Regions from separate parts of the Homo sapiens genome. Here region 2 is linked to region 1. The links are chromatin contacts, found by Hi-C or POLR2A ChIA-PET in ENCODE. All regions are on one chromosome and are shown on one strand. Each heading gives the region's core, a stretch centred on a gene start or an enhancer-like site at or near the end of the contact. The rest is flanking DNA. Distances are from core to core; before and after follow the strand shown.

The links. A loop is a pair of places that touch in the nucleus more often than their neighbours do. ChIA-PET counts read pairs that join two places held with the same protein, here RNA polymerase II (POLR2A). Pooled maps may share reads with other maps.
Region 2: a map of ascending aorta shows a loop between it and region 1 (7-fold over the local background). The contact joins the promoter of RGPD8 here to the promoter of TMEM87B in region 1. A Hi-C loop is called at or near these places in 4 of 168 maps with a recorded cell type or tissue (CD14-positive monocyte, ascending aorta, cardiac septum and 1 more), 5 of 37 single-sample maps with no recorded cell type and 19 of 50 pooled maps. POLR2A ChIA-PET finds 5 or more read pairs at or near these places in 2 of 52 experiments (T-cell and activated B cell).

Annotation. Positions count from the first base shown.
Region 1 is chr2:112,053,160-112,057,679 of GRCh38, reverse strand. It overlaps TMEM87B (transmembrane protein 87B), which reads right to left and starts at 2,411. Exons shown (of 19, transcript NM_032824.3): 1 at 1,924-2,411. The coding sequence starts at 2,088. RefSeq lists enhancers at 1,270-1,609, 1,640-1,709 and silencers at 2,440-3,169, 3,370-3,419.
Region 2 is chr2:112,431,360-112,435,879 of GRCh38, reverse strand. It overlaps RGPD8 (RANBP2 like and GRIP domain containing 8), which reads left to right and starts at 2,235. Exons shown (of 23, transcript NM_001164463.1): 1 at 2,235-2,498. The coding sequence starts at 2,427. RefSeq lists an enhancer at 669-1,647.

The DNA of each region.
Region 1 (4,520 bases), core at 1,162-3,661:
GTGGCTAAAATTCATCTTTGCAACAGCAATGACCAGTCTAACATATGACACACAGTGGTGCTTCAACCATTTGCTCCCTTGTACACTCAAAAGAACCATTTCTTGGCCAGGTGTAGTGGCTCATGCCTGTAATCCCAATACTTTGGGAGGCTGAGGCAGGAGGATGGCTTGAGGCCAGCAGTTAAAGACCAGCCTTGACAATATAGTGAGACCCCTATCTCTACAAAAAAATTTAAAAATTAACTGGTGTGTGGCATGTACCTATAGTCTTCGCTACGCAGGAGACTGAGACTAGAGGATTGCTTGAGCCCAGGAGTTTGAGGCTGCAGTGAGCCATATGACTGTGCCACTGCACTCCAGCCTAGGTAACAGAACAAGACTCTGTCTCAAACAAACAAAAACAAAGAAACAAAATTTCCTGATAGATTTGCAGTACAAATGAAAGAAAGCCCCACTCTCCTTTCCTGTTTCTGACAACCTGAAATGTGGAAAATATAAGTCCACTCTTGGGAGAGAAGGGCTTTTAGACTTCTGGCGGCCCAGGGTCACACAGGAGTAAAATTAGCCTAAAGGTCATGCAGCACTCAAGGAGCAAACTTCTCTTCCTCATGCAGGAAGAAGTACACTTGGCAAAGATCTTTGCAGGTATGTTCACAGTACACTTAGCAAAGATCTATACAGATATGTTCAAGTAATCCAACAATATGCATGCAACTGATTCACTTCCAATATAGTTATATTGACTATTCACTATCGTAGCAGCAGGAAGCCATGAGAGTAGTTCACTGAGTTCTACTTTTTCCCGTTCAGGAAATTAAATAATGGAGATGTGCAGACTATAACTGGCACACAAATTAGGTCACCAACCCAGAAGAATCCAATCCTGGAGGAAATGGCTGCACTAGGTCTTAAAAGATCCAGAAAGATACCCAGCGTGTTCCTCTGAGTAGCTTTTGTGTTGTGGGAAGTATTTGTAGTCTTTGGAACTACTTTCTTTTTCTGGTTAAGGAAATCAAAATATAAGTCTCATCTTTAGAACCTGGACATTATTTCATGCATGTGGAAAATACCCATCCCAAACAGTGCTGGATGAGTCATCTGACCCCAGAGAAGCCGGAGATAATGCCTCTTCCAGACTTCCTGTCTCTCTTTTGCAAGACTTTCCATAATTCTGCCCCTGCATCTCTCCCACATCATCTCCTCTAATTACCAGACGCCAAGTTTTCTAATAGCCTGCCTTGGAAAGAAGAGTTTCCACCCACTCATGCCTCCAGATTCGCCTTTCAAGCACTCCCTAATCACAAGTCCCGCCCCACCTACACACACACTCTCTCTCCCGGAACTGTGACAGGAACTGTAGAGAAATTCAGGAACTCAAGAAGAGAGAAATAGAGGTAGGGTGACTACTGCACGTTTCCCCCTCATTTAAATTTTTTCTTTCTTTTTTTTTTTTAAGGAAGCGGCAGACCCGCTTTCTAAGTTTATGCAGAAACTGAAGCGCTGGCAAGTCCTCCCTGCGGCCTCAGGGGTGTGGCCCACTGTGGCTGCATCCGGACAGGAAGAGTCGAATCCCAAAGATGCTGCTAGATGTGCCGAGAGATTCCTGATCCAGCCAAAACATGTCAGAGCAGAATGAGGGCCACGGCGTCGGGCATGGTGACCCTCAGTAACAGTCCGAGCGCTCGGACCCGAGGGCCGTCCCATGCGCAATCCTGACGGCTCTTGCCTGCAGCCCAGGTCGGGCCGGAGGAGGGGCCGCTCCCCGCTCCCCGGCTGTAACAGACAAAAGGCTCAGGGAGGGTATCAGGGGACCCGGTGCTGACCCGGCAGAGGCAGGGTGAACAAGCCCGGGGTCAAGCGAAGCCGCACGACGGCCCTGACGGCCCGAGACGTGCCACGCCTGGGTCCCGACACTCCACTTACGTCGTTGACTGTCTCTAACCAGAGCCCGAGCTCAGGGACCGCGCGCACAGCCGCCGGGGTCCAGCACAGGAGGCAGAGGGCGACGCGCAGCAGCGGGGCCCGGGCGGGAAAGCAGCGGCGGCGGCGTGGCAGGAGCCCGGCTACCGAGCGGCAGGCGGCGACCATCTTGACCAGGAAGCTGCACCTGGCGCTCCGAGACGCCTGCCACACCCGCACCTGGTGCAGCACCGCCCCAGGCAGGCGGGTCCGAATCCGGGACGCGGGGCTCGGACTCGGGTGTGGAGGAGGGGCTCGCGCTTGGGCCTGGGCGGAGAGGCGCCGTGCAGTTCTGGGAAACCCGGCCAGGACCGGGAGGCAGGGCTTAGGGCTCTGAGCCGGGCCCGAGCGTGCAGCTGGGAGATGCCTGGAAGGCAGAGATAGGAGCCAGGATGTGGAGTTGGCGGCGAGACGTGGAGGCTGGGCTCAGGGCCTAGCGTGGGCGTGAAGATAGAAGAGGAGCCGGAACGTGCAAGGGAGGGCTGGCAGCCCGAGCGCGGAGGCGGGGCCGGGTAGGGAGGCGCCGCCGGAGTGTGGAGACGAGGCGGGGCTCGGGAGTGTGGGGGCGGGGTGGGAGGCGTGGCTCGGGGCCAAGCTGGGTGTGGGGACAGGGCAGGGTTGGAGGCGGGCTCGGGACTGTGGAGGCGGGGCGGGGCTCGGGACCAGGGCGGAGTGCGGAGGCAGGGTGCCCCAGGAAGGAAGAGCTTGGGGCCAGGCCGAGCGTGGAGGCGGGGCCGTGTGGAGGCGGGGCCGTGTGGAGGCGGGGCCGTGTGGAGGCGGGGCCGTGTGGAGGCGGGGCCGTGTGGAGGCGGGGCCGTGTGGAGGCGGGGCCGTGTGGAGGCGGGGCCGTGTGGAGGCGGGGCCGTGTGGAGGCGGGGCCGTGTGGAGGCGGGGCGGGGCTCGGGACCAGGCCGGAGTGCGGAGACAGAGTGCCCCAGGAAGGAAGAGCTTGGGGCCAGGCCGAGCGTGGAGGCGGGGCCGCGTGGAGGCGGGGCCGTGTGGTGGCGGGGCCGTGTGGAGGCGGGGCGGGGCTCGGGACCAGGCCGGAGTGCGGAGACAGAGTGCCCCAGGAAGGAAGAGCTTGGGGCCAGGCCGAGCGTGGAGGCGGGGCCGCGTGGAGGCGGGGCCGCGTGGAGGCGGGGCCGGGATTTGGAGGCAAGACCCGGCGGGGAGGCGGAGCCTGAGCGTAAAGGCGGGGCTGGTCAGGGAGATGGGGTCGGAGTGGGGAGGCGGAGTTGAGGACCAGGCAGTAGTGTGGAGACGGGGCTGGACGAGAAGGGCTTGGGGTTAGGCCGTAGTGGGGAGGCCAGGTTGGGCGAGGAAGCAGGGCTTGGAGCAAGCCCTAGTACGGAGACGGGACTGGGCGGGGAGGCGTGGCCTGAGTGAGGAGACGGGCCTGAGTGGGGAGGCGGGGCCTGAGTGGGGAGGCGGGGCCTGTCTGGGAGATGAGGCGCAGTGGGGAGGCGGGGCTCGCCGCCAGCGAGCGCGAGTGTCAAGGTCCTGGAGTCGAATGCCTAGTAAGTGCTACGGTTGGAGTGCAGTCTAGAGTTCTGTTCCCAGGGTGTCTCCATTTCTTGCGTCTTCTACACTTACCCCTGCCTCGACCCTCTCAGCTGTATGGAAACCGTTCTTTAAATTCAGGGAATGTGCCAGGAAAGTGCTTTGAGGCCAAGGCCAGTTGAACACAAGGCATTGTGTTGTGAAGGTTAACGTTAATAGGACAGTTAATACTTTTCAGAACAAGTAGTTACTTGACTGGCTTAAAGCTCAGAGGGGTCAGGGCTTGGATCCGTCTTATTGTGTACCTTCCCTTGCATTTTCGGCTGTAAGCTGAATACATGTTTTGCTGTCAAAGAGAATTAGTTCATTCATTATCAAATGTAAATAATATCCAGCAAGGGAATAGAATCCTGTGCTAATATTGTTATTAACGTAGAATAAGATCGATTTATAGTCCAAAGGCCTTGGCTGCTTTACCAGTCACCAGTAATTATTGAGGACCTACTATACACTAGAGATTGCATGTGCATCTTCCCAGTAAGCAACGTGATCAGTTCTGTTTAGGTCAGAATAACTGTAACAGGACCACAGGGGAACATCCACCAGAGATTTAGGAAGTAAGTGAGGGACAGAAGGAGAGAACAATACATGAAATTTAAGTTCTACAAGAAGAGTTAAGGGCGAGTTACCTGTGGGAGTGAGGGGTAAGTCTGAAATCGTTTTAGTTACGAGAGAACTGGAGGAATGGAAAGATCTTCCAGATGACTGGATGTTGGTGTGAGACGGAGAGTGGCAAAGCTGGGAATATTTAAACAGTACCAAAACATACAGGCATTCCTAAATTAAGTTAGGCAGATGGCACCTTTAGTTAAGAACACTGGAGAGGCAATGATTTTTTGTTTTGTTTTGTTTTTGAGACTGAGTCGCGCTCTGTCGCCCAGGCTGGAGTGCACTGGCGCGAACTCGGCTCACTGCAAGCTCCGCTTTCCTGGTTCACGCCATTCTCCTGCCTCAGCCTCCTGAGTAGCTGGGATTACAGGCGCCAGCCACCACGCCAGGCT
Region 2 (4,520 bases), core at 986-3,485, 380 kb before region 1:
ACACAGGGGCCTGGATGCTGGGTGGCGGCCTCAGGGGCGGGAGGCACCGGGAGAGGCCTGGCCGGAGAGCCCCAGGGACCCAGGTCAGGTCAGGACCCAGTGTGTAGCGGAGCTTGGGCTCATGAGGTCAGAGCTGGAGCCACTGCACATCGTCTCCCAGGGCCGGGGCTCCCAGAGGACATGCAGTGTCTGCAGTTTTCTGGGGTGCCCCCGTCCTCCGCGTGGCACTCTGCGTGTTGGGGGGCCTATTGCGAGCTGCTCATCCTGGCTTCTTGGGAGCAGCGTGGCCTGAGCAAGGGAGGCTGCCCAGGACCGGCGCCTGTGGGGCGGGGCTGGTCACAGGGTCTTGGTCCCCGAGGGCTGATTCCTGCTGAATGCTTCAATGGCCAAGGGTGGATCCCTCTCCTTCCAGCCTGAGGCTGTTTCAGGAAGAAACAGTCAGGCCCCGGCAGGTTTCCCTGCCCAAGGGGAGAGTCTGAGGAGGGGCCGACTCGGCAGGTGGAGCAGGGGGCCACTTTCATCGAGTTTGTGTTCAGAACTCACTCCAGGGTCCTTTTCTTTTGGGGCCAGGCAGGCAGCACCGTGTGGGACATTATTAGCAAGGAGAGGAGGGGCCCGGGAGAGCTCACAGGGCGTTTTGGGAGCTCCGTAGACAGGCAGGTCCTGAGGACTTTTGGAAAGGATAGAACAAGGTCCCGGGCAGCTTTGTGGTGGTCGAGAGCGAGGGAGGAGGTGGCCTCCCTGAGCGTGGATGGCTGGATGCAGGCCCCAGACCCAGGGGCAGAGGCCGAGAAGGGAAGGCGGGGGCCCAGGGACCACACTTGGCAGGGTGGAGGGGGCAGGGGGAGCCACTTGCTGGGGAAACTTCACCGGATGATCTGGGCTGAGGACGCGCGAGTGTGGAAGAAACGGCGCCTCCCCCGTGCCAGATGCTGCCCACCACCGGCACAGGGCCAGAGTTGGGGTCAGCAGGGCAGCCGTGTGCCCCCAGTGGGAGCTTGGAGGTCACGGAGGAAATGCGAGACCAGATGCAGGCAGGGGAGTCCTCCGGAGCCTGCAGGAGGGGGCCGCTGGCTCAGGGGCACCGGGAGACCCCCACATGGACAGGGTGGAAAGGGCTTTCTTCAAAGCCAGGATCTTGTCCCCATCACAGCGTCCCGCTACGCATTGGGAGCGCTTGCTGCCAGGAGGCTCCCCAGTCCCGCAGCAGCCCCTCAGCGGCTGCCCTCCAAGGAAGGGGCGCACAGACACTCCAGGGCTCCACAGCGCGCGGGCCAGGGGCCCCATCTACCCCCGGGGCAGCGGGACTGGGCGTGAGCCCGGCCTGGGACACAGCCCCTGCGACTGCACCATTGTTAGGGGCCTTCTCGGAGCTGGCAGACCTAGAACCAGGCCTAGGGGGTGGGGGTGTGCCTGGATGTGTGTTGCGGGGGTCTGAACCCTTAGTTAGGACCGGGGGCCCTCCTTTCCACTTCGTGCAGTCCCTGGGGTCTGGGGCATCCTAGCCATGCGTGGGGCCTCCCTGCTGGGATTGGAGACCCCCTGACAGCTGGGGCTGGTCCCAGCATTTTCGCTCTTCCCCCAGAAGGACTCAGATGCAGGGTCTTCTCTGCTCCCCGTCACACAGAGGGTGGCACCCCCGATGGGAACTCTCATTTATCACCAAACCAGAAGATAATGGAGAAACTGACAGAGAAGGGCTGCAAGCAGCTACCGCAGGGCGGTGTGTGGATGCAGATGGGATGGGCAGATGGAGGCGGGGGCCAGCATCGCTGCCTTCTTGCCCCTCCCAGAGGACCCCAGGTCCCCAGCTCGGGCGCCCCACCAGACTGGTAACACCTGCGTCTGCTGTTTGGCACCGGGGGATGAATCACTTGCTTTTCTTTCAACAGTGTTCTGTAGTTTCCAGTCTACAAGTCTTACACTTTTGGGTTAAATTTATTCATAATTATTTTATTATTTTTGATAATATTATAAATGGAATTGTTTACTTAATTTTACTTGAATTGTTCCTTGCTGGTGTATAAGTAGACATCTCATTTTTTTTAGTTGACCTCGTATGGTACAATCTCTTTGAACTCATTTATTATCACTGATGGTTTGTCTTTTTTTTTTTTTTTTTGAGCTTTCATTAAGGTTTTCTATAGATAAGATCATGTCAAGACACCCTCAGACCACAGGGCGGCGCCACCAGCCCGGCCGAGTGCAGCTGGAGCGCCGACGTCCCCGAGGATACACAGTGCTGAGGCAGAACGCAGGTTCGTCACAGTGGGCCTCCGTGGGCGGCGCCGCACGCTCGTCACAGTGGGCCTCCGCCGGCTACGCCGCTGCTTCAGTGGCTTGCAGGCACTTTCCTCTTGGAAGTGGCGACTGCTGCGGGGCTGAGCGGTGCTCGCACGCGTCTCGGGAGCCAGGTTGGCGGCGCGATGAGGCGCAGCAAGGCCGATGTGGAGCGGTACGTCGCCTCGGTGCTGGGTCTCACCCCGTCGCCTCGACAGGTGAGTGGGTCTGGAAGAGAGCGGCGGCCTCGACCCGGCCGGGCGGCGGCGGCCTCGACCCGGCCCGGCGGCGGCCTCGATGGGTCAGGGGTCATGGCTCCCGACGGGCGCTGCTCCCTGGCGCGCTCTGTTGAGGCGGCGGCCTCCACCCGGCCCGGCGGCGGCCTCGATGGGTCAGGGGTCATGGCTCCCGACGGGCGCTGCTCCCTGGCGCGCTCTGTTGAGGCGGCGGCCTCGACCCGGCCCGGCGGCGGCCTCGATGGGTCAGGGGTCATGGCTCCCGAGGGCGCTGCTCCCTGGCGCGCTCTGTTGAGGCGGCGGCCTCGACCCGGCCCGGGGGCGGCCTCGATGGGTCAGGGGTCATGGCTCCCGAGGGCGCTGCTCCCTGGCGCGCTCTGTTGAGGCGGCGGCCTCGACCCGGCCCGGCGGCGGCCTCGATGGGTCAGGGGTCATGGCTCCCGAGGGCGCTGCTCCCTGGCGCGCTCTGTTGAGGCGGAGGCCGGCTAGCGCAGTCCTGTGGGCGGCGTGGCGCTTGCAAGCGCAGGAAGAGTCCTGGGGGGACCGCGGCGGGCGGGAGACCTTTGGCGCCGGCTCTTCCTCTTTCTCCCGGTTTGTTCCCGACGGTGCTCGCTCGTGGGCTCGCCCTGGCCCGGGCTTTCTGGCCCCGTAGTACCCGCGCGGCCTAGTTCTCGGGGGCTTGGGCACCCGGGTGCTGTATCGGCGGGTTTCTTCCCATGTCCTGGACATTTACTTTATATGCCGCGGCGGAGGTCGTACCTCCTTGGCCTGGAGGAACCCAGTGGGGACTGACGCAGCTCCGGGTGAGCTTTGGCGGCTGCGTCGAGTGACAAGGTAGGCATCTCAGCGTGGACATTTGCAATGGCCCGATGGCACAAATGACACGGAAAGTCCCCTTGTTTTGAGTATGAGGTGTTTGTCGCTGTCCCTTTGTAAGGGTCCAGCTCCACTCCACTCCTCATACTCACCTCCCTCGCCCCCCTCCCCGCCCGGAACACTTTGGTAGCTGCCTTTGCTTAAAAAAAAAAAATTCTAAAGTTCTTACAAATCGTTAGTATGGCTTACAATTTTTAACCTTTTCCACAAGTGTTTTTAGGGTATTTTTCCTCTTTACAGGTAAATAATGTGATCTATTTTGGATTCAATAAGACTTTAGTCATTGGATCTAAAGAGTGACGGAAGAAGCTATTAAAGGTGGATGTGCGCAGAATCTTGAGTCAGTTTGCTTTGGCTTGAATAATCACAGCACTGTCGTTTATAAGCTGGGTATTTGGGGCCACTTACACTTTTCATCCATAGATGGAGTTGTAACATTGATAGAATTTGATAGGATGATCCATTTTAAACATTTAGGTTATTGCTTGACACATAGCACTAAATGTTAGCTACAAGTCACTTTTTATTGTTGATGTTAAAAGGATATTGGCCGGGCGCAGTGGCTCACGCCTGTAATCCCACCACTTTGGGAGGCCGAGGAGGGCGGATTGCCTGAGGTCAGGAGTTCGAGACCAGCCTGGCTAACATGTTGAAACCTTGTCTCTACTAAAAATACAAATAAAGTTAGCCGGACGTGGTGGCGCACGCCTGTAGTCCCAGCTACCTGGGAGGCTGAGGCAGGAGAGTCGCTTGAACCCGGGAGGCGGAGGTTCTAGTGAGCCGAGATCGCGCTACTGCACTCCAGCCTGGGCGACAGAGGGAGACTCCAGAAAAAAAAAAAAAAAACCAGAAACTCACGGATGACCATGATTATAATAGTAGCATAATTGTGTCTCTTATCATAACTAAGCATAGGTTATCTTATTTTGCGCTTCCAGCAACCCTGTGGATATTGAGACCTGTAGAGATTTAAGATACTTGTTCAGGGTCAAATGGGTAGTGCAGCAGAATTTTGGCAGTGGGTCTGATTTAGTTTCTCTTGGGAACAGTGCAGTAAGTTACAGTCTATTCCTCCAGAGAAGGATAGATATCTACTTGTACGTTGTAATTTCAAACTGCTAGCATAGT